Regions from separate parts of the Homo sapiens genome. Here region 2 is linked to region 1. The links are chromatin contacts, found by Hi-C or POLR2A ChIA-PET in ENCODE. All regions are on one chromosome and are shown on one strand. Each heading gives the region's core, a stretch centred on a gene start or an enhancer-like site at or near the end of the contact. The rest is flanking DNA. Distances are from core to core; before and after follow the strand shown.

Region 1 (4,203 bases), core at 1,699-4,198:
TGTTTGAATAAAATAGTTCTGAGCTGGGCATAGTGGCTCATGCCTGTAATCGCAGCCTTTTGGGAGGCCACAGTGGGAGGATCATTTGAGGCCAGGAGTTTGAGACCAGCTTGAGCCCCATCTCTGAAAAAAAATAAAAATAAAAATAAAAATTGTGCTTAAAAAAGTAACTACTTAGCAAGATAAACTTTAAGCTTCTTTCAGCTCAAGATTCTGTGATTTTGCAAAGATCACACTGTGTCCTTTGTTCTGGTTTCAAAATAAAGACAGGGATTTTATTTATTTATTTATTTTATTTTTGAGACAGAGTCTCACTCCTTGTCACCCAGGCTAGAGTGCAGTGGTGCAATCTGGGCTCATTGCAACTTCTGACTTCTGGGTTCAAGCGATTCTTGTGCCTCAGCCTCCCAAGTAGCTGGGATTACAGGTGTGTGCCACCACACTTGGCTAATATTTATATTTTTAGTAGATACAGGGTTTCACCACATTGGCCAGGTTGGTCTCAAGCGATCTGTCCTCAACTCCTGGCCTCAAATGATCCACCTGCCTTAGTCTCCCAAAGTGCTGGGATTACAGTCATATATCACCATGCTCGGCCAAAATAAAGACAAAGATTTTTACGTTTTTAAGGATAAGATCAACTTATGACTATAGGCACAGAGCCAGGACAGGACTCTAGGTCTCCTGACAGTAAGGAAGAGATATTATAATGTCTTGAGGTTAAAAGGAAGGAGATCTTCAAATGGTTAATGCTCAGTAATGACTATGGACATTCTTCTATTTTGGTTATAGAGAAACAAACCCTGGATTTTTGCTTCTTAGTTTTCTTTTGGATTACTTAAGGGGTGAGTATTCTTTAGGTGACGGTGCTGATTATGATCCAGTCTATGATTAACACATTTATTACCTAATCTTTTTCCGGGTAACTGAAGTTTAATGTTTGCTGAATTATAGTTGATTGAGAAAGAGGACCTTAAGGAGAGATTTCAGCATCACTTCCACTGAGATTTATTTTTAAAAAGGTTATAGGGTGGTTATTGCCATGCTATTGAGATATCCAGGTGAGCTTTGCATATTTCAGATGCAATTCTCTGGTACAGTTCTATTTTCAGTAAACCTACCCCAATTTCAAAGCTCTAATCAAAAAAGAGGTTGTATTGGCCAGATGCAGTGGCTCACACCTGTAATCCCAGCACTTTGGGAGGCTGAGGCGGGTGGATCACATGAGGCCAGGAGTTCAAGACCAGCCTGGCCAACATAGCAAAACCCCGTCTCTACTAAAAAGACAAAAATTAGTTGGTGTGGTGGTTCACATCTGTAATCCCAGCTACTTGGGAGGCTGAGGCACAAGAATCGCTTGAACCAGGGAGGCGGAGGTTGCAGTGAGCCAAGACTGCCCCACTGTACTCCAGCCTGGGTGACATAGCGAGACTCTGTCTCAAAAAATAAAAATAAAAATAAAAATAATTTTTTTTTAAAAAAAGGTTGTATATGTAATCCCAGCACTTTGGGAGGCCGAGGCAGGCGTATCACCTGAGGTCAGGAGTTCAAGACCAGCATGGCCAATATGGTGAAACCCTATCTCTACTAAAAATACAAAAATTAGCCGGGCGTGTTAGTGGACACTTGTAACCCCAGCTACTCGGGAGACTGAGGCAGGAGAATCGCTTGAACCCCAGAGGCAGAGGTTGCAGTGAGCAGAGATCATACCACACTGCACTCCAGCCTGGATTACAAGAGCAAAACTCCATCTCAAAAAAAAAGAAAAAAGAAAGAAATCAAAACTTAAACACACATTATTTTATTTGATCCTTACAAAAATTCTCTGAGGTAGACAGAAGAGGTTTCTTCCCTGATCACAGAAGAGAAAACAAAGGCTCAAGGAAGTTAATTATTATAACTATTCTACAGCTAATAAGTTGGTTATGCAGTCATTAAGTCTTTATTGAACATCTCTAGCATCCAGGCATTGGGTTAAGGAACCGGGACTCAAGTTCAAATGAATCACACCTCAGTGTTGTTTCTCTTATTTGGAGTAGTTCTTTAATGCATCAGTTTTAAAAGACTGAAAGTTTTAAACTTAGGGTGGCTTTCTTACAACTTAAAACTGTTTAATAGAGAATTCTTAATTCACATAGTATAATATAATATACCCAGCAACATTCTGCAACAGGCCAGGCGCGGTGGCTCACGCCTGTAATCACAGCACTTTGGGAGGCCAAGGCAGGTGGATGATCCAAGTTCATGAGTTCGAGACCAGCCTAGCCAACATGGAGAAACCCTGTCTCTACTAAAAATACAAAAAAAAAAAAAATTAGCTGGGCCTGGTGGCATACTCCTGTAGTCCCAGCTACTGGGGAGGCTGAGGCAGGAGAATCACTTGAACCCAGGAGGCGAAGGTTGCAGTGAACTGCACTCCAGCTGGGACGACAGAACAAGACTCTGCCTAAAAAAAAAAAAATTATGCAACAGTTGACTACAATCAAAAGAGAAAAGTAAAGGTTGACTTTTCTAACTATGGTATTTTGCCTGCTAGGCATTCTAGGTTTTTATTTTAAAAATTTCTTAGGAAACTCCAGCTGTTACAAGGAAGTATTGCTTTTGGTTTAATGTTTTATCCTGCTAGTGCACTCCACCCTTAAGTGATCTTGGTGACTAATAGGACTGGCACCAGTTCTCACTTACCAGATGTGAATTCCACTTACTAGTTTGTTTTTTGTCTTCTGCTAATTTGCAGTTGTAGACAAAAACGGAGTAAAGAAGTTCTTAAAATAAATGAAAATCGGCAATGTAGTCGCTCTTTAATTTTTGAATTGGCCTGGCGCAGTGGCCTCACCTAAGAGTCATATGGTTGTTATGTTCCCTGATGTTAGGGGGCCCTCCCCTGCAGCCCACAGTGACTCAGAAGGCAGCTGCCGAGAACAGGAAGGCCTGGGGTTCATGTGACAAGCCACCAGCCTTTACCAGAGCAAACAAAGTAGGTGGGATGTTCCCCTGTCCCCTGCCCACCAGTTTTATAACACATTTCAGGGCTTTTTTTTTCCCTTCCTCAGACTGCTCTGAATTTTCTCTTTGACCTAATTTGATTTGTGGAGAAATGCTGTCGAAAGGGCCTGCTGAGATTTTGTCCTGGCCTGCCTCACTGAAGAAGGCCAACAATCTGTTTGCATAGCAAGAATGAAAAAAATGTTTCTGTGCTTCAGAGATTACTGAATACTTTTTCCAAAATGAATCTGTTCCTTCTAGCAGGGATCGTTTTGCTAGTTGGGAAGATAAAGCTGTCAATATTCAGTAGCTAATCTCTAGATTTCTTTCTGTGATGGAGTCTAGCTCAGTGCAGGCTGAGGGGCAGTGGCACGATCTCAGCTCACTGCAACCTCCCACTCCTGGGTTCAAGCGATTCTCCTGCCTCAGCCTCCCAAGTAGCTGGGATTACAGGCACGCGCCATCACACCTGGCTAATTTTTGTATTTTTGGTAGAGATGGGGTTTCACCATATTGGCCAGGCTGGTCTCAACTCCTGATCTCAAGTGATCCACCCGCCTTGGCCTCCCATAATGCTAGGATTACAGGGGTGAGCCATCACATGTAGCACCAATCTCTAGATTTCAAGAGACCACATATTGTCACAGCTTCTTGGAGATTTTCTTCACTGGATTTAAGTCATTGTTCTCCAAAGTGTGTTCTGAGAGCTACCTACATTTGAATCATCTAGATTAAGGTATCATCATCTCTACTAAAGGACCTTGTAATCTGTGTTTTTTTTTTTTGAGATGAAGTCTCCCTCTATTGCCCAGGCTGGAGTGCAATGGTGCAATCTTGGCTTACTGGCAACCTCCGCCTCCAGGGTTCAAGCAATTATCTGCCTCAGCCTCCCGAATAGCTGGGATTACTGGCACCCGCCACCACACCCAGCTAATTTTTGTATTTTTAGTAGACATGGGGTTTCACCATCTTGGTCAGGCTGGCCTTGAACTCCTGACCTTGTGATCCACCCACCTCGGCCTCCCAAAGTGGTGGGATTACAGGCGTGAGCCACTGCGCCCGGCCCGGAATCTGTTTTTAACAAGCACTACAACTCCCCAGAATTCTTTTTTTTTTTTTTTTTTTGAGATGGAGTCCCTCTCTGTGGCCCAGGCTGGAGTGCAGTGGCGTGATCTCGGCTTACTGCAACCTCCAGCTCCTGGGTTCAAGCAATTTTCC
Region 2 (4,077 bases), core at 1,536-4,035, 220 kb before region 1:
AAGGTTCTAGATCCCTCTCCCGGTCTTCTCCTGATTTAACATTGTCAATTCCTCCAACTTTTTCTCAAAACTGGTAATGATTATGAGTTTCCTATAAACTGGGTAATTAGACCTGTTGCCTTATTATGAGGATTTAAGACGATATTTATCACCACATAACAGTCTACTGTCTTTCTCAACACAGGAGTAAGATAAGCATGGGAATGTCCTGTGATAAGCATCAAAATATAAGTAGTACGTAAGAACACAGGGGAAGAAGGCCGGGCATGGTGACTCACGCCTGTAATCCCAGCACTTTGGGAGGATCGCTTGAACCTGGAGGTGGAGGTCGCAGTGAGCCAAGATCGCACCACAGCACTCAAGCCTGGAACAGAGCATGATCATCTCAAAAAAAAATTTTTTTAAATAGCAACAGAGGGGAAGAAACGTTTTTTGCTAAATTCTTTGGACCTACACTCAACAAAGTTAGGCAATGACCTTATTCTCTGACACCTTACGCTCTCTGCTTTGCCAGAGCAAATTTTGTGGTTTATGAGTATTCCAAGGAATAAAGTTTGTCAGATGGGCCAGCTGGGCTCATCAGCCAGACAATGCAGCTGAAGATCAACAGTTAGTTTCTGAAAAAGACTTTAGCACTCACTACATAGAGTAACGGCTCCAATGGGACTAGATTAAAAGTAAAGACAAACTCTCCCTTTCATCCAGCCCTATGACACTTTTCAAGACAGACTCAGAGAAGCCATACACTAGCTTTTTTGGCCAAAATAACCAAGGTTGACCCTCTCTGTAGACCCCAGGCTGCACAGAGAATAATCTTGCTAAGTGTGTGAGAACCTGTCATCAAGCTGTCTTTTCTTCTTGAACTCTGGTGAAATCCTTACTCTTTCACTATATTCTTTATTTACAAAAGGACAGCTTGTGTTACCACTGGTGTTTCTCCTTATTGAAAGTACCCAGAACTACTCCAGCCCATCCTCTGTGTGCAACTATTTACCCCTGACAGCATGCTCTGGGAGGTTATGCAATACATAAGTCATGGCCACTTCCACTGTCTTTCACAGTATCTGTGGTCAGCAGAGGGCCAGGTTTTCTTTGAGACCCTGTTGCCCAGGCTGGAGTGGAGTGGCGCGATCTCAGTTCATTGCAGCCTTCAACTCCCAGGCTCAGGTGATCCTCCCACCTCAGCTTCCCAAGTAGCTGGGACGACAAGTGTGTGCCACATGTCCAGCTAATTTTTGTATTTTTTTGTAGAGATGAGGTTTCGCCATGTTGCCCAGGTTGGTCTCGAACTCCTGGATTCAAGCGATCCACCTGCCTTGGCCTCCCAAAGTGCTAGGAATACAGGTGTGAGCCACAACGCCCAGCCTTAGGTTTTCTTAAGGAACCAACCTAATCATAAAAAAAGGAGCAGGAGTGTTTGTGTGGAAGCCAGCCATGGATTTCAGCACTGAGGGAAGGAAGGGCCCAGACTTCTGGATTGTGGCCCCAGCCATGCCAGAAATGTGAGCATGACAGCTCCCTCCTCAAGAGCCCAGTTTTCTCATCAGATGAATAAAAGGACAGGGACTAGATCATCTGAGATTCCTGCAGGCAGTAAGCACCTGACTCCTGCTGAAGACATTCTCTCTAGCAAATCCAAAAGGAAAAGTCCTAAACAACAACCTCAAATTCACAATGACCCAAACCAGGAGTTCCTGTTTCCCTTGTTTGGGCGGTGAAAAGATAAGCCACAGAAATGACCACGCAAAGTCTCACATTCTGTACCAGGATTCTGAGCCATGGACATACACAAAATAAGAGGCATTTCCTCTCCCAGCTGCAACCCTTCCCTACCACAAGAACTAAAATCACACAGGATTCTGCAATGGGGAAGTTTCTGCTCACCCTTATCTAGGGACCTAGGCAAATCCAAAACCCGCACATTATCACTCCCAAACTTTCCTTTCATCCCTCAGACTTCAGAACTGGAGAAAGCACAGTCCTGGGGGAGTTGAATTAGCGGCTTGCACAAGACAGGACACTAAAGGCAAGAAAAAAAAACAAGTAGTAATTAACTTGATTCTGACCAAAAATAACTCGACCATTATAGGCATGTTCTTGGGGGTGGGGCAAGTCTGCCTGGTGGGAGTGACCCCAGCCGCGGGGACCTGCGGGGGGCGTGCTCTTCCCAGCACTCCGAGAGCAGGTATTCAGGGCAAAAAAGCACAATGCGACCCAAGTGCGTCACGCCACAGAGATCCCAGGGGAGGAAGAGACTTGTCCCGGCAGGTTCACCGCCCCCAGCTGACCCAAACAAGGAGAATGGGCTGACACAGACCCCTGGTTCCTGGACGCGTGGGGGCCAAACAAGACAATAGGACCATCACAAAACAAATGACAGCAGGAGGAAGATGAGCCCAGCTGTCGGGAATGGGGACAGGAGAGGAGGACAGATGGAGAACTGAAAGGAGCGCGCCGAGGAGGGGGTGTGGACTGACTCAGCCCCTGGAGAGAATGCCCCCAGATGCGCGCAGAGACCCACGTCCAGCTTCCAGACGCTGCGGCGCGGGAACAGCCCCCTCCCGCTGGCCCGCCTGCCTTCCCCGCTCCCGCGCCCCGCACCGTGTTGTAGAACTCGGCGATAGCAGGCACGATGGTGTAGTTGTCCTCGCACCAGTCCACCTCCGAGCTACCAGCCTGCAGCTGGTCCCACCAGTGCGGGGCGCCCATGGCCACTCCGGGGCATTGGAGCAGCTGCTCGCGCAGCTGAGAAGAGCCCAGAGCTGCTGCGGAGGCAAAACGCGGCGACAGCCAGCGGCGAAAGCGGCTTTATGAAGCACCGGGTAACCGCCGGATGTGCGCCTCCCAACTGGCCTCCCGCGCTCCGCCCCGCCTCGCCTCGCCTGCGGGAGGTTACTCGTTCGCAGACCCTCCCCGGCCCCTCCCCCTGGAAGCCACGCCCACCGTGGGGCGGGACCCGCGTGGAGGAGGGGTCCAGGGTGGGGCGCCTGGAGGCGGAGACCGGGCTCCAGACTCTTCCAGACTACCCAGCACCCGGCAGGTGGCCAGGGCCTCGATGGTGCTACCCACGCCTGCCCACGCCCATCTCCTGGCTCAGACTCGCAGCCTCCCCCGATTGAAGGAGCGCCAGAACTCTCCCTGGAAAAAAATTTAAAATAAAAAGAAACCCGGGAGGACCTGGACCTCTCTGGACCCAGAGTTTGCAGCGATTTTGCTGCGTCCGGCGTTGGACGCCAGTGCTTACACCAGAGAAGTGCCCTCAGTCCCTCCGAGGCCGGACGCCACTCGCTGCGGTCACTGTGGCAGGAAGACCTTCCCGGCTGCTGGAGCAGGTTGGGCCGCCCAGTCCCCGGGGGAGCACTTCTATTTAGAGTACGTTCCTGCCCTCCCTCCCCTTGGCTCCAGCGTTAAGGCTTAATCTAGCCTTCGATATGGGGACTTAGGCAAAGGGTCAAACGTCAGCCATCCCAAACTGCAGAGGATGTAGTGTGGCAGTTATGACATCTCCAAGATATCGAGGTTCAAGAGGTGATAGATAACATACACATGCCAGGTGCTGTCTGAAGAGTTTCCATGTATCACTCATTTAGTGTGCCCAGCAGAGACCCTGTGAGGGGCTTCTATTAGCAAGTGACAGAGCTGGAAATTCAATTCAGGCAAGATGTCCTCAGATCCAGTCATAACTACCTTCTTTTGCTTCTGTAACTGTTCTGCGGTTTGTAAATGAAAGCCAATCTGGTTCCCAGGATCCCTAGAGGAAAGCCACCCTCTGTGTGTATGTGGTGGCTCCCGTTCTCCTTCCTTGAAAGGTTGTAGGATTCTAGGTCAGGACAGCGGCAGAAGAGGCCCTGGGCAGCAGCCCATTGGTGACTGTCATTAGGACGTCTTGCTCGGACCCGCAGGGTATCCTAAAGGCCAGCAACTCCCCAGGGTCTGCCCTCTCTCTGGGCCTGACTGCCCAGCAGGACCCTGGGTGGTGCTTCAGTGTCCTCTGCACCAAGTGTTTGTCTGCCCACCAGTACCCACACAGCCATGTGCAAGTCCCCAGAGATCTCCATCACTGACAAAAACTGCAAG

Evidence for each region. Hi-C counts contacts between places; a loop is a spot of excess contacts on that map. ChIA-PET counts read pairs that join two places held with the same protein, here RNA polymerase II (POLR2A). Pooled maps may share reads with other maps.
Region 2: a map of CD8-positive, alpha-beta T cell shows a loop between it and region 1 (21-fold over the local background). The contact joins the promoter of ACER2 here to the enhancer-like site in region 1. A Hi-C loop is called at or near these places in 4 of 168 maps with a recorded cell type or tissue (CD4-positive, alpha-beta memory T cell, CD8-positive, alpha-beta T cell, PC-9 and 1 more), 1 of 37 single-sample maps with no recorded cell type and 16 of 50 pooled maps. POLR2A ChIA-PET finds 5 or more read pairs at or near these places in 1 of 52 experiments (MCF 10A).

What each region holds. Positions count from the first base shown.
Region 1 is chr9:19,183,141-19,187,343 of GRCh38, reverse strand. No RefSeq gene overlaps it. Among named protein-coding and RNA genes, the nearest start is that of DENND4C, 45 kb to the left of the region's middle. RefSeq lists enhancers at 340-840, 2,819-2,868. Within about 2 kb of position 2,948, at least 37 of the 41 ENCODE cell types and tissues checked have a DNase peak (open chromatin) inside an H3K27ac peak, as active enhancers do; they include CD8-positive, alpha-beta T cell, PC-9 and ascending aorta, where a contact is called at or near this core.
Region 2 is chr9:19,407,717-19,411,793 of GRCh38, reverse strand. It overlaps ACER2 (alkaline ceramidase 2), which reads right to left and starts at 2,785. Exons shown (of 6, transcript NM_001010887.3): 1 at 2,602-2,785. The coding sequence starts at 2,709. RefSeq lists enhancers at 2,540-2,689, 2,102-2,957, 2,958-3,815 and a silencer at 2,790-3,079.